Regions from separate parts of the Mus musculus genome. Here region 2 is linked to region 1. The links are chromatin loops, found by intact Hi-C in ENCODE. Cell type or tissue: heart. All regions are shown on one strand. Links, peaks and the distances in the headings refer to the core of each region. The heading gives the core; the rest is flanking DNA.

Region 1 (5,379 bases), core at 274-5,273:
AAAGGAGAGGGGATGATATGTGGTCTCGAACATCTGGCTCTGAATTGGGCCAAGGTGGGACTACCTAACAGTCTTGTTAAAACTGTTCAGTAAGAGATAGCCTTGAAGAATCTCCCAGCTGTGTCTTAAACCTGTCCTTTCTTGAAAAGCTTTAAACATACATATGCATACATACATGTATGCACAGACATGCATGTATGCATGTTACATATAATAAGCATATTATATATTATAGCTATACACACACATTCTCGCAGAGAATCGACTGACTTTTAGACAAGCAAGCGGACTTTTCAGAGTAACTTGAACCTGATGTAAGAAGAGATGATGACAGCCGAAGGACCTGTCAACCATATATCCAAAAAGCACTGCAGCTCCTATCAGGAGTAAAGAGACCGAAGCACAGTGAGGCTCACTGCACCTGCCTCTCAGGAGTAACTGACAACAATGTTATCCAATCACCTTCCCCCCTTTTTTTGGTAGTTGTTTTTCTGATATTTAGCAGTTTGAATACTAATGACCCTTAACAAAACTATCCCGATGCTGTCGGAGCTCCCCGGCGCCCCTCATTCTCTTTCTCCTGGGAGGAGGGGCTGTGCGTACCAGGCAGTCTACTTGAGCAACACCTGTACTTGCACACTAATTCAGGCGCTTGTCATTCATGTTACCAACAGGAATTAGCATAAGGCATTAAGGGGAAACTCCAGGGGAGGAAAGAAAGGCCATTCTGATGGAAATAAGGGGAGAAGGAATAATCCCGCCATCAACTAAAATGCTTATCTGTGTACGTTTCCCAAGCAAAGCTTAAGAGAAAAGCCTGTGTTGATTTTTAGTATACACAAAGAAACCTTAATCCTTTCAAGGCAACTGAAATCACCCCTCACTACTCTCAGAAAAGCAGCGAAGAAGAAAGGCACCCGGTCAGGGGCATGGCTGTTCACAGCCAAATAGATGCCACACATCACTCAGTGTAAGTAAACAAAAACAAGAATGTGGGAAGTGTTGGACTGGAGACTGGAAGGGTGGGGGGGTGGGATGGGGGGGGGGGGGGAGGAGGCAGGAAGGAGAGAGAGAAGAAGGTCTTCAGCTGTTCTGTTCTGCTCCTCAGTCGCAATTAATGCCAACCTAGAGCCAGCTTAGACAGGGCCATAGCAACTTAACACAAGAAAGATGCAATACCAGGCAGTGGGCGAGCGATGTGTGTGTCGGGTTGAGGGGGTCAGAGAGTCATGGAAACTGCTTTGGGTAGGGACCTGCCATGACTCAGTTTCCTCTCCTGTTACCTTTCTTTTTTTTAATCAAGGACACCTCCAAGGCCCACCGAATTCTCTCCTCTCAATAAGAGGAGCAGAAAACATGCATACATATCTACCCCTGAGGGAGATGTGTGCCAAGCACTCACATTGGCTTTTATTGTTTTGTTTTTTAGCATTATGGATTACAAATTTATACAAACTTCTCAGGCCACTAAGAACTATGATGAAATATAAAGCTGTAATCCTATCATGCAATTAAAATACAAGATCATATTCAATATGACATTAATTCTGGGAGTCCTAGCAAACTTACAAGCATACAGACCTTGGGGATATCTTTAAATATAAGGTACTATTTAAAATCAAGGTAGGTTCAAGTTCAAAATAATTGGAAGGTACAAAATAACTGCGCATGGAAATGTTTCATTAACTAGAAAGCAAAAAGGAAACTGACAGAAAATGTTAACAATGAAATAAACTGCTGCACTATTCTCCCATTTCACGCCGTGGGGACCTAACTCTGGGTCCAATGCTGGCCCAGTGCTCCTGCACATCCTTCAAGGGGCAGAGGTTACCACAGGCTAGCACATCTTTATTTAGCAATCATCCTGCAAACCCCTAAGTGGGGTTCTATAGGGGGAAGGGAGTGGTGGGTTGGTATTATCTGTACCTTCCAGATGACACACCTTTTGAACTCAGTGCACAGAAACTCCTCTAAATTTCATTAGGTCCAAGGACACTTCTGCGAATGAAGACTCCTGAGGATCCTACCGACAGGGATTCAGGGTGAGCCTTCCCTGTGTGTACCTCGGCACCATTAGCCTCTCTTAATCTATGGACTGAGGTTTGGAAGGAATCAATGGAGAAGTGGGTACTTAAATTCTGCCCTCTTGCTCATTTATTAACTTTACAGAGAGCCCAGAGCAGAAGAAGGCTTGGTTTATGGCTCTAACGCCGTGAATATTAAATACCCCATTGGTTATTACCATCCGAGGCGCGCACACACACACTATTTATAGTGCTCTGACTGCCGGGAAGTTGATAACTAACAATCAAGACATTGTAAAACCATTCTTCTCTGTTGCAGCATCCCACACAAAATTAACACCACCGGTCAATTCAAACGAGGAATCGGGAAATTCTTTCAAAAATGAACATTTTCCTCCTGCACCTCAAAAAACCACCAGACCCCACAGTGGAGCAAAAACACAAAAATGCTAAGACAAAAAGAGCACATGGATTTTTTTTTTCCTCTCCTCTTTCTTCTTGGACAATGACAACGAGATGCATTTACTTATTCATTTTTAAAAGCCATCCTTTAGTGTAATAAATGGGTCTTACCTTTGTTTACAAGAACAGTGTTGAAGAGTTTTTCAGAGCTAGCATCTGAAGCCTGCAAAACAAAAAGGGGAGGGTAAGCGTTAGGACTGTCAGTGAAGACTATCAACCACAGCCTTGTCGGCTGCTATCATTTTAAATCAATTGACTATATTTTTAGGAAGAATGTAAGAGTCAGTGATTTCCCCAAATCCTCCATCAGGTGGTGCTGGTTGACTGTTGCAGAAAGGCCTGCACTGCAGCTATTTGCTGGGGGAAGGAAGAAAAAAAAAATCTGATTTTCAAAATGTGTCCTTATTATTATCTGTGCAAAACATATTTCTACAAAATGGTTCACAAGGCAATTTAGTTCATTCACAAAACGATTTTCTAATTCAGTTGACAGATCATTATTTTTAATTTTTAATTTATTTATTTTTAAATTTTTGACACCGGATTTTGTTTTTCAATTTTCTTCTACAAATCAGAAATGTGGTTTTTTTTTTTTGTTTGTTTGTTTTTGTTTTGTTTTTTGGTTATTTTTGACATTAAGCTTTTCCTCACCAAAGTGTCAGCCAGGATATCCAGAAACGAATTTGATTTTAAAGATGTATTTGATGATCCCGAGGTTCAGTGTTTGTCACGGTCACCAGGGCCAAACTCAGTGTTTTGGATGAGAGCTGACCCTATTTAAAACCTGGTCACTTTGCCATCTCTCATGCTTTTCAGGGATCATGTCAGCTAGTTATTATACTGGTGTGAGGGAAGGCAATGCGCCTCTTTAAACAGAAAGACTATAAAGTCAGCTTAAATTATATACTAATGTTCTAGGGAGGAAATGGTGAGCCAGTTTGATGAAAGAGACGGTAATATTGCAGGATTTACTGCTTCTTTCTAGGACGCGGAAAACAGGTAAAAATTAAGAAAGCTCACTCTTCTTATTTGAAGATACCACTTCGACCTGTCAATCAATGGTCAAGCCACACTCATGCTATGTTTGACCTGTGACCCCTCTGAGAAAACTCTGATCTTTCATGTTTTATACCAAGATGCATACATTTGACAAAGCAAGGCACAGAATGTTCACTCTATATGGGATAAAGAAATGTGGGGGGTAGGGGTAAGGGAAGTTGGGCTGGCTTTGGGGGACAAAGAAGATATTCTATGTAGTTTTCCAAGGCCACATTGATGGAGATGAAACATTTCTGCGTATAACTGAGGGAAATGTTCCAGTTCACAAGGCCAGGGATATAAAAAGACCTAGCCTATTTTTATTATGGCTGGCTCTCATTTATTTTATTCTAATCTTCCTTCTATACGGTGGTTCAGAGGATTAATAGGCTCAAGGGCAAAAAATATACAAAATAAGTATTCAATTGCATTCACTCGTGAAAAATCCTACAGAGATAACCCCTCTGCTTTTGCAGTTAGAATAAAATATACACAGAGCTTTTCCTGACATCATAAGTAACACTAAACAAAATTATATTATTAGAGTAGCATTTCATAAAAATGAGCCACAAAGAAGGTCCCGTGGAGGGTGTTCAGCATTAAACAGTTCAAGAATATTAAGTTACAAAGCCTCACTGATCTGCACTGCACACAGAGACTCGTGAATCTGAAAAAGCACACAGTGGCACCAAAGGTGTTACTATTCCCAAATCATAATGAGATTTCTATGTCTTTCTAAGTCTTGCAGTCTAAAACTTGGCAACTCAAAGAGTTTTCATCGTCCTTAAAATGATGTGAAATACTCTTAGAATGGTCACTAGCAAGCCTCGGCTTCAAAACCAAAATGGAGTTAATATTTTTTGAAAGAAAGGGGGAAAAAAAAAAAAAAACCTACACACATGCACACGAGAGCAATATTCTGTCTCTTCTGTTATGTTACAGAACTAAAATAACTGTTAAAAATGTTGGGGTTTTTCTATTACAGTGAGTCTAATGGGCCTAAAGAAATCGGTTTAAAAGAAAAAAAAAAAAATTAGCTGCTCTTCCAAAACTGCAAGAAGAGAGAGGGAGAAGCAACTTGTTAAGGCTGCATTTGCGTGGCTCTAGGTATGGGAGCCAGAGCTGGATTAGGCGGTAGGCGGCAGCCCCTGTGATTCTGTCACCTTTGTGAGCACCACTAGGCTCTGAGTATGCTCTCAAGTAGATAATGAAGTGACCCTGAGGACCTGATGATTCTGTGACCAATGGTTGTCAAGGAAATATGTCTGACGGAGATTCAAGATGCTTGGAGCGATGCCTTCTAATGGAAGCTTTTTGAGCCCTTCAATTTACTGGCATCAGTCACAAAGTGTTGAATTGTCTCCTGTGCCTTGCTTACAGTCAGGGGGTGTCTCAAAAAGGCCTCCTTTGGAAAGGCAAAAAAACACCAAAGGTACATGTGTCTCGGTGCCTTGGTTTAAAAAATAAAAATAAAAATAAAAAAGGTCCCTTGTTCTTCCATCTGGCCTCCTGGACCATCTTCGTCCAAATTCTTCAAGTAAGTCTCCCAGGCAAAGCCTTGATAGGTGCAGATTCCATGTAGCTGCTTCAACGGTCCTCAAGTAATTTTCCTTCACTCAACAAGACTGAAAAATCATCCATACAGGGTGGGCGTGATGGCTCAGCAGGTAAATAGGTTTGTTGCCAAATGCAACAACCTCAGTTGGATCCTCCATACTCACTTAAAGGTGGAGGGGATCACTGATTCCTGCAAGTTTTCCCTTCATCTCTTCATATACCCTCCACATACACACGTATTTTTAAAAAATCGTTTGTACATATCGCTGGGCGCCTTAATCGTGGGGACATTTTCATT
Region 2 (5,379 bases), core at 130-5,129, 280 kb after region 1:
CACCGGGGAGCCAGACGAGAACAAGGAAAGAGCAAGATCCCAGCCCCCACCTTTAAAATTATGCATAGGCGCGCATCGGTGTCTCTGTGTGGGCATGTGCAGGCAGTGCGGTGCTTGAGGAGGCCAGAGAAGAGCATGGGTATGCTGGAACGAAAGTTAAAGGCAGTTGTTAGCTGCTCAACAAGGGTGTGGGAACTGAACTCAGGTCCTCTGGAAGAGATCTCCTTAAGCACTCAGCTAGCTCTCTAACCCCCAATTTCTCTTTTATGATCCCATGTGCTGTCTTCTCCATGACAACAGTGCCAAGAAGGTAAAGGAGGCATATCATGTGGGATACAGCCTGACAGAGGACTGAATGCTAAACAAGACTCTATCCTTAGCTTTCTGCCATTCACAAGAGCCAAGCACCCTGCAGGTTACTTCCTGGGACTCCTAAAATTGTCAAAGTTAACCTGGGGTCATGTTTCAGGACAAACCTCACCTGTGGAGCAGATGAACCCCAGAAGGCAGGGCTCTGAAGCTGGCCACTCTGGCGAGGACTGCTGGCTGGCAGGACACCATGTTCCTCCCACCCTTGTCAGTAGACATTTCCTGGGGAACTCTAGAAGCCAGTTCTCAGAGAAGACATATGGTGCTTACTCAGTATGGAAGAGTGCTAACGAGACCAAATGAGATGGGCGAGGGGAAAAGCTGACAGGAGGTGAGAACCAGCCTGGAGGACAGAGGTGGGCTGCTGCCTCTGTAAGGAAAAGCCCAGCTCCCAGCCGAGGGCTCTTCTCCTTGGTGGTGAGAACAGCTGTACTGGCAAACCTCGTCACCCCATCCTCCACGGTTCTGAGTCACCCAGAAACTGGTCTCTCCTCTAATCCCACCATAAAACAAGAAACTGACACTCTCACATGAGGCCTGTCGTTGGAAGGGTGAATGGCTTCTAAAGATTACAGGAAGAGGGCAGGGAGGACAGCACAGTGGGCAAAACATTTGCTAGACAAGCTTGAGGCCATAACTTGCTATGCATTCAAGGACGAGCTTGAATTTCTGATCCTCCTGCCTCCACCTCCCTAGTGCTGGAATTACATGTATATGCTACCATGCCTGGTGTGTTAAGTGCTCGTGGATGGCACCCAGGGCTGTACATTCTAGACGAGTTCTCTGTTAGTAGAACTGTATTCCCAGCACATCAAAATATGTGTTTAGTCTCTAGAAAGCACATAAGCAAGCTGGGCATGGTGGTGTGTCCTTGTTATCACCATGCTAACCTGCAATGCTGCAGAAGCAGAGATGGGCTTCCCGAAGCTCAGTGGCGAAGGAGCCTAGTCTGTCTAGTCCACATGAGCTCCAGGTCAGAGACCTTGCCTCAAAAACAAGGTGGTAAGTGAGTTAATAAGACATCTGGCCGTGACACACAGCTGTACACACACACACACACACACACACACATACACACACACGCACACGAGCTCGAGCAATGTCTGGAAGACAGCAAGTGGCCAAACAATGGTGGGGTTGTCAAAGCTGGAGTGTCTCCACACAATCTTATCAGAAGGACCAGCCACAGTTAGCAGGCGGAAGCAGGCGGAGCACGCATTGGTTGGTTTTCAAAATATGTTATTTCCAATACTCAACAGATGTTCTTTGAATTCTGATGTGAAAATACAGGCTTTTTTATTTATTTTTTTCACTGACAGACTCAAAGTACACTTAATATAATAATCTCGCAAAGTCCAAAGATTATCTCACAGTTTGGAAAATACTATGTTGAGTCATTAGTCCCATGACTCAGTATTTTCAAAACTCACCAGATAAATATGGTATGCTAAGACTTCCTGGTAACGACCTTCTATTTTTGCAAGAAAAAAAACACAGCAAGACTTCCCAGAAGCCTCAATTAAATCTGGAAAATGTTTGTAAGATATTCGCAGGCACAAAACTCGAAACATGCGCAAATGTTTTCGGAGATTATGGCTCTGGGATGAGTCTGTGCTGTCATTCATTTAAAAAAAAAATTGGAGCGCTTCCAGTGGGCTGGGTAGTTTCCTAGGCTGAGGGAACAGAGAGTGGGGAAGACAGTAGGCCAGGCCTCGGCAGCAGGAGCTCCTATCTGTGGCTGTACAGACAGCTGCAAACTGCAAGAACTCGCTCTAGCAGGGTTGGCAGGCTCAGGATGCTGCAAAGGCACCTGACTAGTTTGGAAAGTGATCAATCGTGCAATTAATTTTATCTTTTAAAAATACGCATTGTTTGTGGTGGACTGGGAAACATGTTTGACACACAAACCTGGCAAACATGAGTTTGACTCCCAGAACTCACATGGTAGAAGAGAACTGAACCCACAGAGTTGACTCTCAACTTCTGCGCATGCTTTATAGCGTGCACACGAGTGTGCATACACACACACACACACACACACACACACACACACATCTTTAAAAACTGAATGTATTTCATGTATGTACATGCGATTATACATGCATGTGTAGGTCAGAGGCTAACCTTAGCTAGGATTCTTCAATGGCTGTCCATCTTACTGGGCCTCACCTATTCAGTTAGACAGGCTCTCCAGCAAGCCTCACAGATCCACCTGTTTCTGCCTCCCCACTGGTGCTAAGATTACAAGCTTGAGATATTTATAAGGTTGAGCCACCTACTTTTTTTTTCTTTTTTCCCTTCTTTTTTTTCCTTTTCTTTTCTTCCCTTTCCTTTTTTTAATGTGGGTTCTGGGGATCAAACTTGGGTCCCCAGTCTTAATAGGCAAACACTGAACCAACTGAGCTCTCTCTCATCAGACCCTGACTACTGTCATGAGTCAGTGCGTTATCTCCCAGAAGCAGTTTTATCTGGGGAGCTAGGAAGGTCTTTGTGATACCTGCACAGAGCTGGGACTGAGGAAGCCCTTGGGGGATGAGGCAGCAGGATCACACCAGGGAGGAAGCAGGGCTAATGAAAGATACGCTGAATGACAGCAAAAGAAATTCTAGACGAGAACTCTTGACTAAACACAAACAAAACCAATAGTTGTTCTCTCTGGCCTCCTCTTTAGGTGTGGTAGTACATGACTACAATCTCAGAACTACTGAAGTGGAGGTAGGAAGATCAGGAGTGCAAAGTCAATCTTGAATATATATACGGTATTTCTTAAAACTAATATGGACACCTTTTTAGGATGTGGTGACACATACTACAAACTGTAAAGAGTCTTAACCTATAAATACTGAACCAGAATATCTTGCAGTGAGAGGTCTAACAACATTTTTACTGTGTGTGTGTGTGTGTGTGTGTGTGTGTTTGGTAGTAATAAGGATTTAATTCAAGATTTTGTACATGCTAGGAATAAGTTCTACCACTGAGCTGTGGCCTCAGCCTATCAATGGGGGATTCTAGGCAAGTGCTCTATGGCTAAGCTACATCCCCAGTTCTTTGTAGAGGGTTCTACACAAAAACTCTACTACTGAGTGACATCCACAGCACCTCACTGGGAGATTCTAACCATATGCTCTACCATGGAACTATGCCCCAAGCCCTCACTGGGAGAATCTAGGAGGCAGGTGCTGTCCCCACTGATACACACCCACAATCCCTCTCTGGAAAATTCTGGGCAAGAGGTTTACCACACCCTCAGCCCTCCAGCATGTATTCACTGTGGCCTTCATGGGACTGTGATATACACCAAAGTCTAAGAACCATTAATTTCTATTATTCAAAGTGACAGGGACTTCTATCCACAAATAATGCAAACATCTCTCTCTTATTCAGTATGTTGACAAGTTTAAGGTGAATCAGGACAGCAGAAGAACATTCCTAAAATACGATACACTTTGGAATTAATTCATACATCAAGATGAAAGTGGATCCTCTATTTTACTCATGTTCTCCAAGGAAGACTAGTCACCTAGAGTCTATGTGAGCATCTTTGCATTCTTCTTGCTGTTTTCTATATAGCTCTATCTGCAGGCATCAGTATCTTGATGGTGAACCCAAATCTTTCAACATAGCTCCCCCCACTTTTTTTTTTCCTCCACTGAAAAGTTGCTGTGAAATAGAAAATGAAGTTTTCACTGGTACCAGCCAAACCTACAAAGTGGCTCCTTTATGATGAATTCGTGAAAATATGTAATGTTATGAGAGAAGAGGAGGGTATTTACAGTGTCTAAGCTTAGCAAGGTAGAGCGGCGAGCCAAAGTATGATTTCGTTTTGGCTCCCAAGGCATGTGGCACACAAAATGTTTCTATAAAGAAAAAAAAAAATGAAGATTTGGTTCTGAGTTCAGTGAAATCACAATTTCCATTTGGCTGTTTTTGAGGCACTTGCCATTTGGAGCTCAAGGGAGTCACCGACCTCCTTCCAGCAGAGGGAGAAGAGTGATTCCAAGAGAAGACAGAGGTCAATGCCATGCCTAGAACTGGAGAGGCCAGGCTGGACCAGGTCACTGCTTAAGCCACCCAAACTCCCCAGAATGCGCTTTATCCCAATATAAATTGAATTATAAGTGTAATGTTGTTTTCACAAGCTTACAAAAGCATAGAGAGACCGCCATGCTCATAGAGCCATAGAGAAAGCCTTAAGCATATAACACCATAGAGGATCATGTGATAAAGGACCCGCTAATGGCGACCCTCCACAGTCTGCACACATGAGTATTGCAGGGTATGAATGCTGGCAGGCACTCTTCCTTATACTCAACCCTTGAACCTCAGTTGACTAAAAAAAAAATCTGAGTTCACATATTATTCAGAATTGTCTTGACAGTAACTTAAATGACTGTCACCCACCAAGTTCAAGTTTTCATAATTTCTGATTTTTACAGAGGCGAAAAGGATTCATTCACTCAATCAATACATACTTAGAGTATATGACATCAAGTGGTATACTATTGCTGTGTTAGGAGATATGACAATGGGAAAGACACAGGTCCTGTTTATGAGGACCACACGTGACAAGTACATGAATAACTGCCATCGAAGACAAAGTGTGAAAAATCCAGGCCTGGAAGATGGCAAAGGCACTTGCTGTCAAGGCTAATGACCTGCGTTCCATCCCCAGAACCAACATAGAAGGTCAGAACTGAGACCTGCACATTTTCTCTCGACCTCCACATTCCCCCAATGACCCGCCCCCACACACACAAGTAAATAAAATTGAATAGAACAAAACATCCTTTCCTGTTACTTACATAGACGTAGGTGAGGAATTCTGGAACTCCAAAGGAGCAAGAAAATGTATTTTAACAAGATCTCGCTGAGATGAAAGAATGTTAACACTTAAGAGCTGAGACAAAGGTAAACAACCCATTATGGAGTGGGATGAGTGTCTAGGGCCCTGTCTGACCCTCCCGGAGAATCCATAGACAGTTACCAGTTGCTAGCAAGGGAAGTGGCTCA

What was found. Peaks named below come from ENCODE experiments on the same cell type or tissue, not always from the same donor. Only the 100,000 strongest peaks of a DNase experiment are listed, where the experiment ranks them.
Region 2: it touches region 1 in a loop (2.6-fold over the local background); 5 of 42 quality-filtered maps call a loop at or near these places.

Annotation. Positions count from the first base shown.
Region 1 is chr5:131,531,224-131,536,602 of GRCm38, forward strand. Auts2 (autism susceptibility candidate 2) reads right to left here. Exons shown (of 20, transcript NM_001363480.1): 6 at 2,598-2,649. Among named protein-coding and RNA genes, the nearest start is that of Gm29681, 120 kb to the left of the region's middle. In heart, for the core only: a CTCF peak has its summit at 2,796; no DNase peak of the experiment used is centred there; H3K4me3 peaks cover 1,008 bases; H3K27ac peaks cover 85 bases.
Region 2 is chr5:131,812,836-131,818,214 of GRCm38, forward strand. The region is part of intron 4 of Auts2 (autism susceptibility candidate 2); the gene reads right to left. Among named protein-coding and RNA genes, the nearest start is that of 4930563F08Rik, 65 kb to the right of the region's middle. In heart, for the core only: no CTCF peak of the experiment used is centred there; DNase peaks (open chromatin) are centred at 546, 1,466 and 2,006; H3K27ac peaks cover 1,807 bases.